Regions from separate parts of the Homo sapiens genome. Here region 2 is linked to region 1. The links are chromatin loops, found by intact Hi-C in ENCODE. Cell type or tissue: Caco-2. All regions are shown on one strand. Links, peaks and the distances in the headings refer to the core of each region. The heading gives the core; the rest is flanking DNA. Region 1 overlaps SMIM36 (small integral membrane protein 36). Region 2 has its middle 11 kb from the start of MMD.

Region 1 (5,384 bases), core at 75-5,074:
AAAAAAAAAGCAGCAGCAGCTTGGGTAATTTGGAGCCAAAGTGGGCAGAGAGACAGAAGGACTAATCTGTTGAATCACTTTCTCAACCCTCACCTTCCCTGTGCTTGTGGAATTAAGTGTGAATCCTGGCTTTCTCTCCGTGGCCTCATTCATCACAAGACTACCTGCTGCACTTTCCCAGCCCTCTATGCCTGGGGACATCAAAACAGCCCAACTTATTCTCTCCTGTGTCTAGGAACAGTTTGTTTCCATAGGATAGTATTCTTATGCTACAATGGATGTAAAAATCCTCTCTCCTTTTTCCCATGAGAAACAAAGTCATCTCCAAAGGATGGAGAATTCCTGATATGTTCATTTGTTTATTGGGTGCTGCGGGGAGGTGAAATAGATGTACGAGACACGCACTCCTTTTTTGAGGTGCTTAAGATCCAGCCAGGAAAAAGAACACAGGGGAAAGGACTAGGATTTACAAACTAACAGAAGAACTTTCCTTTGTGTATTAAAAAACTCACCAAGGAACTCTGCAAAGCATCCTTAGCAATACAAAAACCAAATTTGAAATGTACTGTTTTTTAATTTTTTAAAAAAACTTCCTGGATCAAGTTCTTGGCAAAGTTCCCATCCCTACCAATCTAGACCAAAACCTGGGGTTAGATGGGGGAAGATTGGAGGTGGATTATGCCCATTACACATAGACAAACTCCAAGGTGATATGGTGGAGTGGTGCAGAGCCGGTCTTCAAAGTGAGGGGTACAAGAAGATTCAAATAATGTACATATAATTTATAAGAATATGCGTATGTGTATATGTAATATGTAAGTATATACAAATGTATACTTTTGTATATTTTGTTTGAACACACACACACATACACACTCACACGAGTGCTAAAATTATAAGTATATAAGTATATACAAATATAAGTATAGATAAGTGTATACACATGTATACTTTTGTATATTTTGTTTGAACACACACACACAGGCACACACGCACACACACAAGTACTAAAATTATCTTCACTGACAGGAATGCACGATAAAAGGCATTTGAAAGCCACTGGTTTAGAGAACGAGCTTCAGAGTTCCAGTTGCCTAAAATATATAAAGTTGGGAAGATGACATTACCTCTCAGGGTTACAGTGAAAATTCAGGCAATGTATGCAAAGCGCTTGGTATAGTCTTTTTCTGCCACTTGCTAAGCTTTCCAAAGACAGAACTCATGTCTGTTGTGTGCATTGATTGTATCCTTCAGGCCAGGCATAGCATCTGCACAAAGTAGGTGCTTTACAAATATTTGTCAAATAGATAAGTGGTCTGTAGGTATATCCAATTCTTTGCATGTTTACCGGACCTCCACCTGTATCTGTGCTATACAAGCAACAAAATTGGAGTACACAGAACTGAGAATAACATTATGATGGAAATGACCTTCAACTCACCCTCTGTATATTAATAGGTAAATCATTCACAAACTTGGGTAATTTATTATTAGAAACAAACTATTTACAACACACCTGATGGCTGATGGTGATTCACCAGCATGCTACAAACCCATGGATTGGAACCACTGCTATAACCATAACTTATTACACTTTGTGATCTAATCTGTTTGGATTCGTTCATGAGACACACTTATAAAAATCTCTGTATAAACAGTGCTTATTTATAAAACCAATAATAGACTGGGCGTGGTGGCTCATGCCTGTAATCCCAGCACTTTGGGTGGCCTAGGTAAGGATCGGTTGAGGACAGGAGTTTGAGACAAGCCTGGGCAACATAGTGAGAACCCTGTCTCTATAAATTTTTTTTTTTTTTTTTACAAAGGAAATTATGAGGGGGTAGTGGCAAGCACCCAAGTAGTCCCAGCTACTTGGGAGGGTCACTTGACCCCAGAAGTTCAAGGCTGCTGTGAATTATGATTGTACCACTGCTTTCCAGCCTGGGCTGTAAGAGCAAGACCCTGTCTCAAATTTTTGTTTTTGAAAAAGACCAATAATGGGTAAAAAAGAGAAAATGAATATAAAGTCTAAGAGCAGAAGAGATGTAGATTAAATACAGAGAAATATTCTTGATCGTGAGAGTTGTCAAATCCAGTCTTGCTGCCATTTAAGAAATCAATTATTCCCCTTTGGCCCCTGGATCTTCTGGTTTTCCTTCTGATCATGTGTATAATGACTGCTGCGTATACATTTTTGTCTCCAAAATTCTATAATCATTTTTCTCCCTCCCCGAGTGGCAAACAACTTTTCACAGATACATTTCCTTATAAGAATGTCTTTATCAATTCTGACAAACAATCCAGATTCCAAATTCCACTGCCACGTTTCCGCTGAGCCACTCTTGGGCAAACCCTCCCTTGGAGCGGCACACTTTTCTCTCCCTGGGTCTTCCTGATTCCTCCAAGCCAAGTCCTTTTCTTCCTAGTGTCTCCTGAGCTTTGTATTGTACGCCTGTCAACTTCAAATTGCAGTTGAGGCCACCAGGCTGGCAATGCGTCAAGCAGAGAACCAGCAGATCCCAGCATATGGCTGGTGTTTAATTAAATAATGGCTGAGTACAGAGAAGCCTTGAGAAAAAAAAAATATGCGCAGACAACTTCCTACTATCTTGGGAGGATGTGAAATAGCTAAAATCTTTCTCAATCCTGGTGTTACAAAACCCTTATCTGGAACACTGGCAGCCCAAGAAAGTCAAAGTCGAAATAACTGTACAACAGAGGTAGATAATAAGTGATCTCATACTTTCTGTATCTCAATCACTAGTGTCTTCAGGGAAGATGACGTAATGAGAAAGAGACTGTTCTTGCTCCTCTTGGGCAATACTTGTCTGTGTCTGCCCTCTAGTTCTCAGGAATTGTTCTAATCAAAGAGATTATGTTATTTTGCATTCCCCAAAAGTGATGGCAGGGAGAGACAGATCTCAAAAGTGTGACTTTTCTGCACCCACCTTGCTGAATCATCCTGTTGCTCTGCATGGATTCTGGGCAGCTATAAAGTTATAGTGTAAACTCAGGACTAAAAGTCAGGATCCCTGGATTCTGCTGATCCCACCCTTTCAACCTAAAGGTGTTTGCATGACAGTCTCAAACTCCCTTGTTTCTAAAATAAAAATAACGGTTCCTCCTCTTACAAATCTTCAGGAAGATTAAATGAGGTGTCTGGCATTCACTAAGTGGCTTTTGAAGTGTATATGGGGTATCGGAAGAGACTTGGATACTTTAGGGATAATTCCGAACTGTCTTTGCTTCACTCTAATAGTTTTGTGCTTGAACCCCATAATATCTTTCCTTTGTGATTTGTCCCTAGTCCTTCTCTATGGAACAGAGAGATTTTACCTCTATTCCTCTCAATTATACCTTACATTCCATCTGGCAAAACCACAAGCACATTTTTCTACTAAGGATTTTTTCTTCTGTATTCTACCTTCTTATTTATTTATTTATTATTTATTTTTTGAAACAGAGTCTCGCTCTTGTTGCCCAGGCTGGAGTGCAATGGCGTGACCTTGGCTCACCGCAACTTCTGCCTCCCGGGTTCAAGCGATTCTCCTGCCTTAGTATCCTGAGTAGCTGAAATTACAGGCAAGCGCCACCACGCCCGGCTAATTATTTGTATTTTTAGTAGAGATGGGGTTTCTCCATGTTGGTCAGGCTGGTCTCGAACTCCTACCTCAGGTGATCTGCCCGCCTCGGCCTCCCAAAATGCTGGGATTACAGGCGTGAACCACTATGCCCAGCCTACCCTCTTAAAAAAACACAACCTGGTGGTGTGCTCCTGTAATTCCAGCTACTTGGGAGGCTGAGGCAGGAGGATTGCTTGAACCCAGGAGTTCAAGACCAGCCTGGCCAACATAGTGAAACCCTGTCTCTAAAACAAACGAACAAACAAGCAAAACAAAACCCCCACAACAAATGGTTACTCAGCTTGTGCAGCATCGATTTCCTAGGCAGCCTCTATTAAGTTTGGCCTTCAAGTTTCTCCCCCAGACTCTAACTCAGCATAATGTCACATCCAATAGAATCATGTAACTGACCCTAAAGAGCTTTGACATGTTAAACAACTCATTGCACATCCTAAACATTCCTTTTAGATACTGAATTAGTTTGTTAGGGCTGTCCTAACAAAGTACTGCAAACCATGTGGCTTAAATAATGGAAATTGATTGCCTCACACTTTTGGAAAGTCTGAGGTCAAGGCATCAGCCAGGCCATGTTCCTTTTGAAGGTACCACGGAAGGATGTATTCCAAGCCTCTCTTCTACCTTTTGATAGTTCCTTGGCTTGTGATTGCATAACTCCATTCTTCATATGCATGTATATCTGTGTCCAAAATTCCCTTTTTATAACGACACAGTCCTATTGGATTAGGGGCCCACCATACTCCAGTGTGACCTCATCTTAACTAATTATACCGGTAATGACACTATTTCAAAATAAGATTACATCCTGAGGTACAGGGTAAGGACTTCAACATATGAATTCTGGGGGGACAAAATTCAACCCATAACAGACACTACGTTTTCTTTCCAAATTTCTACAGCACGTGACAGCTGTCTAACCTTTCATGCCCCTTCCCCTCAACACCCCCATAAATGTGTCTAAACTATCCTGAGCTGTCTCTAGCCAGCAGGTCATGAAGTCCTCTACTTATTTTCATCTTATTTGCTGGTAGTGGCCTCATTTTTTTTGAAATATCACAATATGCCAGATACTTTATGTGTGTGATTCTAAACCTTGACCATCTTAAGATTATATCCATTTTTTTTTTTTAGAGATGAGGTCTTGCTATGTGGCCTAGCCTCATCTCAGACTCCTGGGCTCAAGGTATATATCATTTTTTTAGTTGAGGAAAAAGGCTCAGGAAGTTAATTGATGCACAAAATGTTAAACAGGTCGGGCGTGGTGGCTCACACCTGTAATCCCAGCACTCTGGGAGGCCGAGGCGGGTGGATCACTTGAGGTCAGGAGTTCAAGATCAGCCTATCCAACATGACAAAACCCCGTCTCTACTAAAAACACAAAAAATTAGCCTGCATGGTGGCATGCACTTGTAATCCCAGTTAATGGGGAGACTGAGGCAGGATAACCACTTGAACCTGGGAGGCAGAGGTTGCAGTGAGCCGAGATCTGGCTGCTGCACTCTAGCCTGGGTGACAGAGTGAGACTCTGTCACCAAAAAAAAAAAAAAAAAAAAGCAAAAACAAACAAACAAAAAACACAAAATAGTAAACAGCAGATAGTGACAGAGGGGAAATTGAGTGAGGCTTTTCCAGTATAAAGTTCAGGCTTAGTCCAACTCTGTCCTGGTGTCTTTTGGAATATTAGGAGATGTTCCAGCCAAATTACAATAATTTATTTTTCCTCTGATAGGGCATCTTATTCAG
Region 2 (5,384 bases), core at 307-5,306, 63 kb before region 1:
AGCCTGGGCAACAGACCGAGACTCCGTCTCAAAACAAAACAAAACAAAACAAAACAAAAAAGTTTCTTTAGATACAGCTTGATCATGAGGGATTTTATAGTATTTTGAATGAATAAACAAGAGATTAATTATTAAGCACAAGTTACTATGCCACGCACTTTTGAAGATGAGAACTGCAAATAACTATTGGCTCATAACAACCGCTCAGTCCATACCCCTGCACTAAGACTTGACCAATCATAGAATGGTTTCTAGCATGGAAGGCAGCATCACTGAGAAAACCCTGCCCCCTTTTGAGTTCCTGTCAGGAAAATCTCAAGGCTGTCAAAAGCATTTACTGTTTGTTCTCATCAACACCTGACAATAGGCCCCTAACTTCCCTTTCCTAGCACATGAAATCAAAGTGGCTTACAATTCTGAGTCCTTTCTCTGTTGCTTTAAAATGTATACGTATCTCCTACAACTCAGGAGTATCTTTCTCAAGGACCTGAAAACTATTCCTTTGAAATATAATCAGGAAGAATAGGGCCTGGGAGTCCCAGTCTCTGCGGGAGGATAGAATCCTGACTTCCATAATTGCCAGCTAGCAGATGCAGCCAGCCTAATCACATTTACCCTGACTAACCCTTGGTCATTTTTCACTTTCCCTGACTCTGCCTGAGCTGCAGTTGCTCACACTTCCTCCTCCCTTATTTTCCCTTTAAAATGCCCAGTTACCTTTGCACAAATCAGAAGGCAGCCCAACTCTTTCCTTACTGTCAGTAGTTGAATAAAATCTGCTTTCACCTCTTTAACTAATATCTAGCTTTGTTTATCTAAGACAAGTCATAAACCAGGTCTATTCATCTAATAATTTTGACATTGGCTTTATCATCCTTATTTTGAAGAGGAGGAAATTGATCCACCAAGAAATTAACTTGCCCAGTGTCACATTTGTAGTTCATTAGTACTTGAGTCACAGAATTACATAATTATTGAACTGCAAGAAACCTTAGGATTCATCTTGTTCAGCCTTTTCATTTTATGGAGGATTCTGAGGATGACAAATTTAAATTTACAACTCTTACCTGTTGTAAGAGTCAGAATTGGACATCTGGGTAGGGTTGCCAGATTTAGCAAATAAAAATATAGGATTCCCTTTAAGTTTGAATTTCAGTTATCAGCAAATAATTTTTTAGTATAATTCTGCCCCATGCAATATTGGTTGTTTATTCATTATTTATCTAGAGTTCAAATTTAACTTGGGGCTGGATGTGGTAGCTGATGCCAGTAATCCCAGCACTTTGGGAGGCTGAGGCAGGAGGACTGCTTGAGCCCAGGAGTTCAGGACCAGCCTGGAAAACATGGCAAGACCTCGTCGTTACAAAAACAGAAGGGAAGGGAGGGGAGGGCAGGGGGAGGGGGAGGGGGAGGGGAGGGGAAGGGCAGGAGAGGGGAAGGGCAGGGGAGGGGAAGGGGAGGGGAGGGGAAGGGGAGGGGAGGGAAGGGGAAGGGGAGTGGAGGGGGAGCGGGGAGGGAGAAGGGAAGGGAAGGGAAGGGAAGGGAAGGGAAGGGAAGGGAAGGGAAGGGAAGGGAAGGGAAGGGAAGGGAAGGGAAGGGAATTAGCCAGGCATGGTGGCCCAGGCCTGTAGTCCCAGCTACTTGGGAAGCTGAGGCAGGAGGAGCACTTGAGCCCAGGAGGTTGAGGCTGCAGTGAGCTGTGTTCATGCTACTGCATTCCAGCCTAGACAACAGAGCAAAGAAAAAAAAAAAGAAAAAAGAAAAAAATATATATATATAAAAGAAAATATATATATATACACACATATATACTCAGCATTCTGTATTTTATCTGGCAATCCTACCCCAGGGCTTTTAACTTGCCGGGGTCCTTCCCATTCCATAATCTAACAAAGCAAGCTTCAAATATCTTATCATTTATTTGTGGGAAATTGTGGTCATGTCTGCAAGAGTTACAAGACAGGAAGACTATGATTTAGTGATATTGTGGTTTTGATGAGACATAAGACCTTTCTGAAGTTGGGGACAACCCAATATAAGTAATATTTATGAAGGCAGCATAGTTCATTTACAAACTGTCAAAAGACAAAATTACAACAAATTTAAAGATCTTAATTGGCTTTTGTTTGCCATTCTAGAGTTGGGCAACACCTCATTCCATAAAATTGAATGAGTGTTCCTATGAGCTGAGCAGGGGAGGTTAGCTTCTCGGCAAGGGCTGAGGAAAGCCCCAACAGAGAACAAAGAGTAGATTGGTGTTCAAAGTTGCTTTTCTTGTAAAGGTTAAGGCAGAGCAGGCTTCCTAAAACTCGCCTGTTTGGGGAGATGGCTATTATCTCTTGATTTCTTGGTAGGTCAGATAAACAACTCAGTTCCGACATGGTAGCACAGAACATTAGCACGAGTGACTCCATTTTGGTTTGGCCTGGTGGATCTAGTGCAGGGGGAGCTCAGTCCAAACCAATGGCCTCCTGTGAATTTTATTCAGCAAAATAAATCTACAACAAAACTCAATTAAATGTAACATCTCTGTGTCCTGTAAATTTAACTGTATCAGAGAATCACACTGTCTGGGCACTCAAGCTAATAACTATCTGTCCCATCTCTTTGTTGCCAAGTAAGCTTCTCCCCAAAACAAACAAGAGACTCGCTGGCAGGAATCACAGTCCTTGTTGTTGGGGGTGGGAGGTCATCTAGGTCCAAGTGGGCAGAAAAGGTAAAGTCTGGTGAAGCACAAAGACACAGGAAGACTGTGAGCCAAGACTATGGAGAACAGCCCAGGAGAATGTTTCTGTTGATGAGTAAACAGAGGCTTGGACAAGGTAGATCTGTCTTACTGATAAAGGGACTGGTGCTTCCAGAGTTGACTCATTAGTGAGAACAAAGGAATGCGGGTATTTTCTGGCAATACCTGTAACTTTGTAAACAGAGATGTGAGAGAGGGCAATGCCAGCGTGATAGGTAGCATTACTTTTTTCTTTACTGACTGGCTTACCACCACCGATAACAGTCACGGTTTACACACAAGCCCGAAGGAATGCTAAGCTTAAAAAAAAAAAAAGTTCCACGTTTGCATGGCCTTTCCACTGAGCCTCAGTCACAACTTTTGGCTGGAGGCAGATGGCAGGTCTAATGTTTTGTTATTGGTTCTTCCCTCCCCTGACACTCATTTTATAAATGAAGCTGCTGAAGTCCAAACACATTAAGGACCAGTTCAAAGTTTCTCCGTTTTAATAACTTGGCAGTGCTAGAGCTCCAATAAGGTCTTCTCACTCATGATCTGCAAAGTGGGAGCTGGCCTGACTTGAGGACTGAGCAATGAGTGTGACTTCTGAGTCCACACTGAACATGGAGACACAGGCTTTTAACAATATACACCAGGTTCTTTTTATGCTCCACTTATTTAGCTAGTGCAAAGGTCAGTTTATCATAAGCAGTGAGGGTTACAAAATCCTAAGGCAGGAAATGTGATGTTGCCAAGCCGCAGGAATTTTATAGCTATGGGGAAATGGGGTTGTCCTGTGTCTTTCTGTGGCTGCCTCATGGCTGTGTAATCTTTCATGTATGTTTCTCCCTTTGCTCCTACCCCATAGTTGTTTTTACGTCTGTAGACTGACTTCCTTTGCTTACTCCTTGGCTTGTCAGTGCCCCATCTTTGAGTCCTTGAGACATTTCACCTTGACTTGCCCTGCCCCGGGGAAACATGTTTTAGTATAGTGGTTAAGAGCATAGACTCTGGAGATAGGTTGCTGGAGTTTGACTATCGATTTAAAACTTCACTTCTCTGTTTTCCACTTTTCTCACCTGTAAAATGGGGGAGGCCGGGCACAGTGGCTCACACCTGTAATCTCAACACTTTGGGAGGCTGAGGCAGGCGGATCACTTGAGGTCAGGAGTTCAAGACCAGCCTGGCCAAAATGGTGAAACCCTGTCTCTACTGAAAATACAAAAACTAACCAGGTGTGGTGGTGCCCGTCTGTAGCTCCTGCTACACGGGAGTCTGAGGCAGGAGAATCGCTTGAACCTGGGAGGCAAAGGTTGCAGTGAGCCAAGATGGTGCCACTGCACTCCAACCTGGGCAACAGAACAAGAATCCGTCTCAAAAAATAAGAATAAAAAATAAAATAAAATGGGGGTAATAACAGCCTCATCTTCACAGTAGTGTGAGGAGTAAAGATATTGTCCTTAAGTACATTGAGCACGTACTATGTGCCACACAGTGACTGGCACATAGTATACACTCAATAAATACAGTTGTTCTTGTTGTTGTTAGTATTGCAACAATTTTAGAGTTTATAGCTCCTACTTGAGTATTTTTAAGTCCTAACTTGAAATCTTAGTGGAGAGAGACAGTGGCTGAGCTCATCTTGTCTCATGAGGCTGTAGGGTAGGTAGGCTTTGACTCAAGATGGAGTGGGGACTGCAGTGGAACAAAGACAGATGATTCATTCACCACTTCATCGGGGGTTGTGGGTAGGAGGCAGATCTTCTAGAAGAGGGGGTGGCTAGCATCTAAAATATGCCTAATACTCAGTATGTGCTAGAATTTGTTCTCAGACATTCAATATCTAATTTTAATAAGTGCTCAAAGCCCCTGGGTTATAGCATCTGCTCTTTCTTGCCCCACTTAAGCTGGATAGGGAACTCTTCCCAATCTTCATTCCAATTAAGTGCTTTCTTACATCCCAGAGAGTCCCATAACCAGCCCACATTTATCAAATGCCTATAGTGTATAAGGCAGCATGGCCTGCACTGTGCATATTGTGGGGGCAGTGACGGTGGGAGCCAGTCACAGGAGGAGAAATAGAGATGAATAAGAAACAAATTCTCTTTCAAGGCACTTAAAATCTGGAGGAATTTACAAAATAACTCTATACCAAGGAAGTGTATGAAAAGTATGGTAATGAAAGTATCAAGTATATAAAGTGTTAAGGTATCACAGAGAGGGATAGACATATTTTATCTACTGGGGTTTTAAAGAAAGTCTTCATAGAGAAAGTCACTTGGCTTGGATGGTAAAGGATGAGAAGATACCAACCAGCAAAGACGAGTGAAAAATATATTGCATACAGACTGGGTGAATACTATGAGTAAGCTTTCAGAGATGGGGACATATCATGCCCACTGGGACCACAGCAGATGGTCTGATTTTGTTCAAGTGTAGGTTATTGACTTAATGGGGAAGAGTGTATTATGTGTGTTGAAACATTGGCATTGTCATGAAGGATTCTGATACCAAGCTAAAGAGTTGGCGTCTAATTTTCTAAACAAGGAGAACCTATGAAAGGAGGAAGGGTGGGTTGCGATGTCTCCCGCCTGTAATCCCAGCACTTTGGGAGGCCAAGGCGAGCAGATCATGAGGTCAGGAGATCGAGACCATCCTG

Evidence for each region. A loop is a pair of places that touch in the nucleus more often than their neighbours do. Peaks named below come from ENCODE experiments on the same cell type or tissue, not always from the same donor. Only the 100,000 strongest peaks of a DNase experiment are listed, where the experiment ranks them.
Region 2: a loop joins it to region 1, with 4 times the contacts of the local background. A loop is called at or near these places in 12 of 110 quality-filtered maps.

What each region holds. Positions count from the first base shown.
Region 1 is chr17:55,493,826-55,499,209 of GRCh38, forward strand. All of the region lies in intron 1 of SMIM36 (small integral membrane protein 36), which reads right to left. Among named protein-coding and RNA genes, the nearest start is that of SMIM36, 15 kb to the right of the region's middle. In Caco-2, for the core only: no CTCF peak of the experiment used is centred there; DNase peaks (open chromatin) are centred at 2,346 and 2,676.
Region 2 is chr17:55,430,478-55,435,861 of GRCh38, forward strand. No RefSeq gene overlaps it. Among named protein-coding and RNA genes, the nearest start is that of MMD, 11 kb to the left of the region's middle. RefSeq lists a silencer at 1,838-2,038. In Caco-2, for the core only: no CTCF peak of the experiment used is centred there; DNase peaks (open chromatin) are centred at 2,864 and 3,484.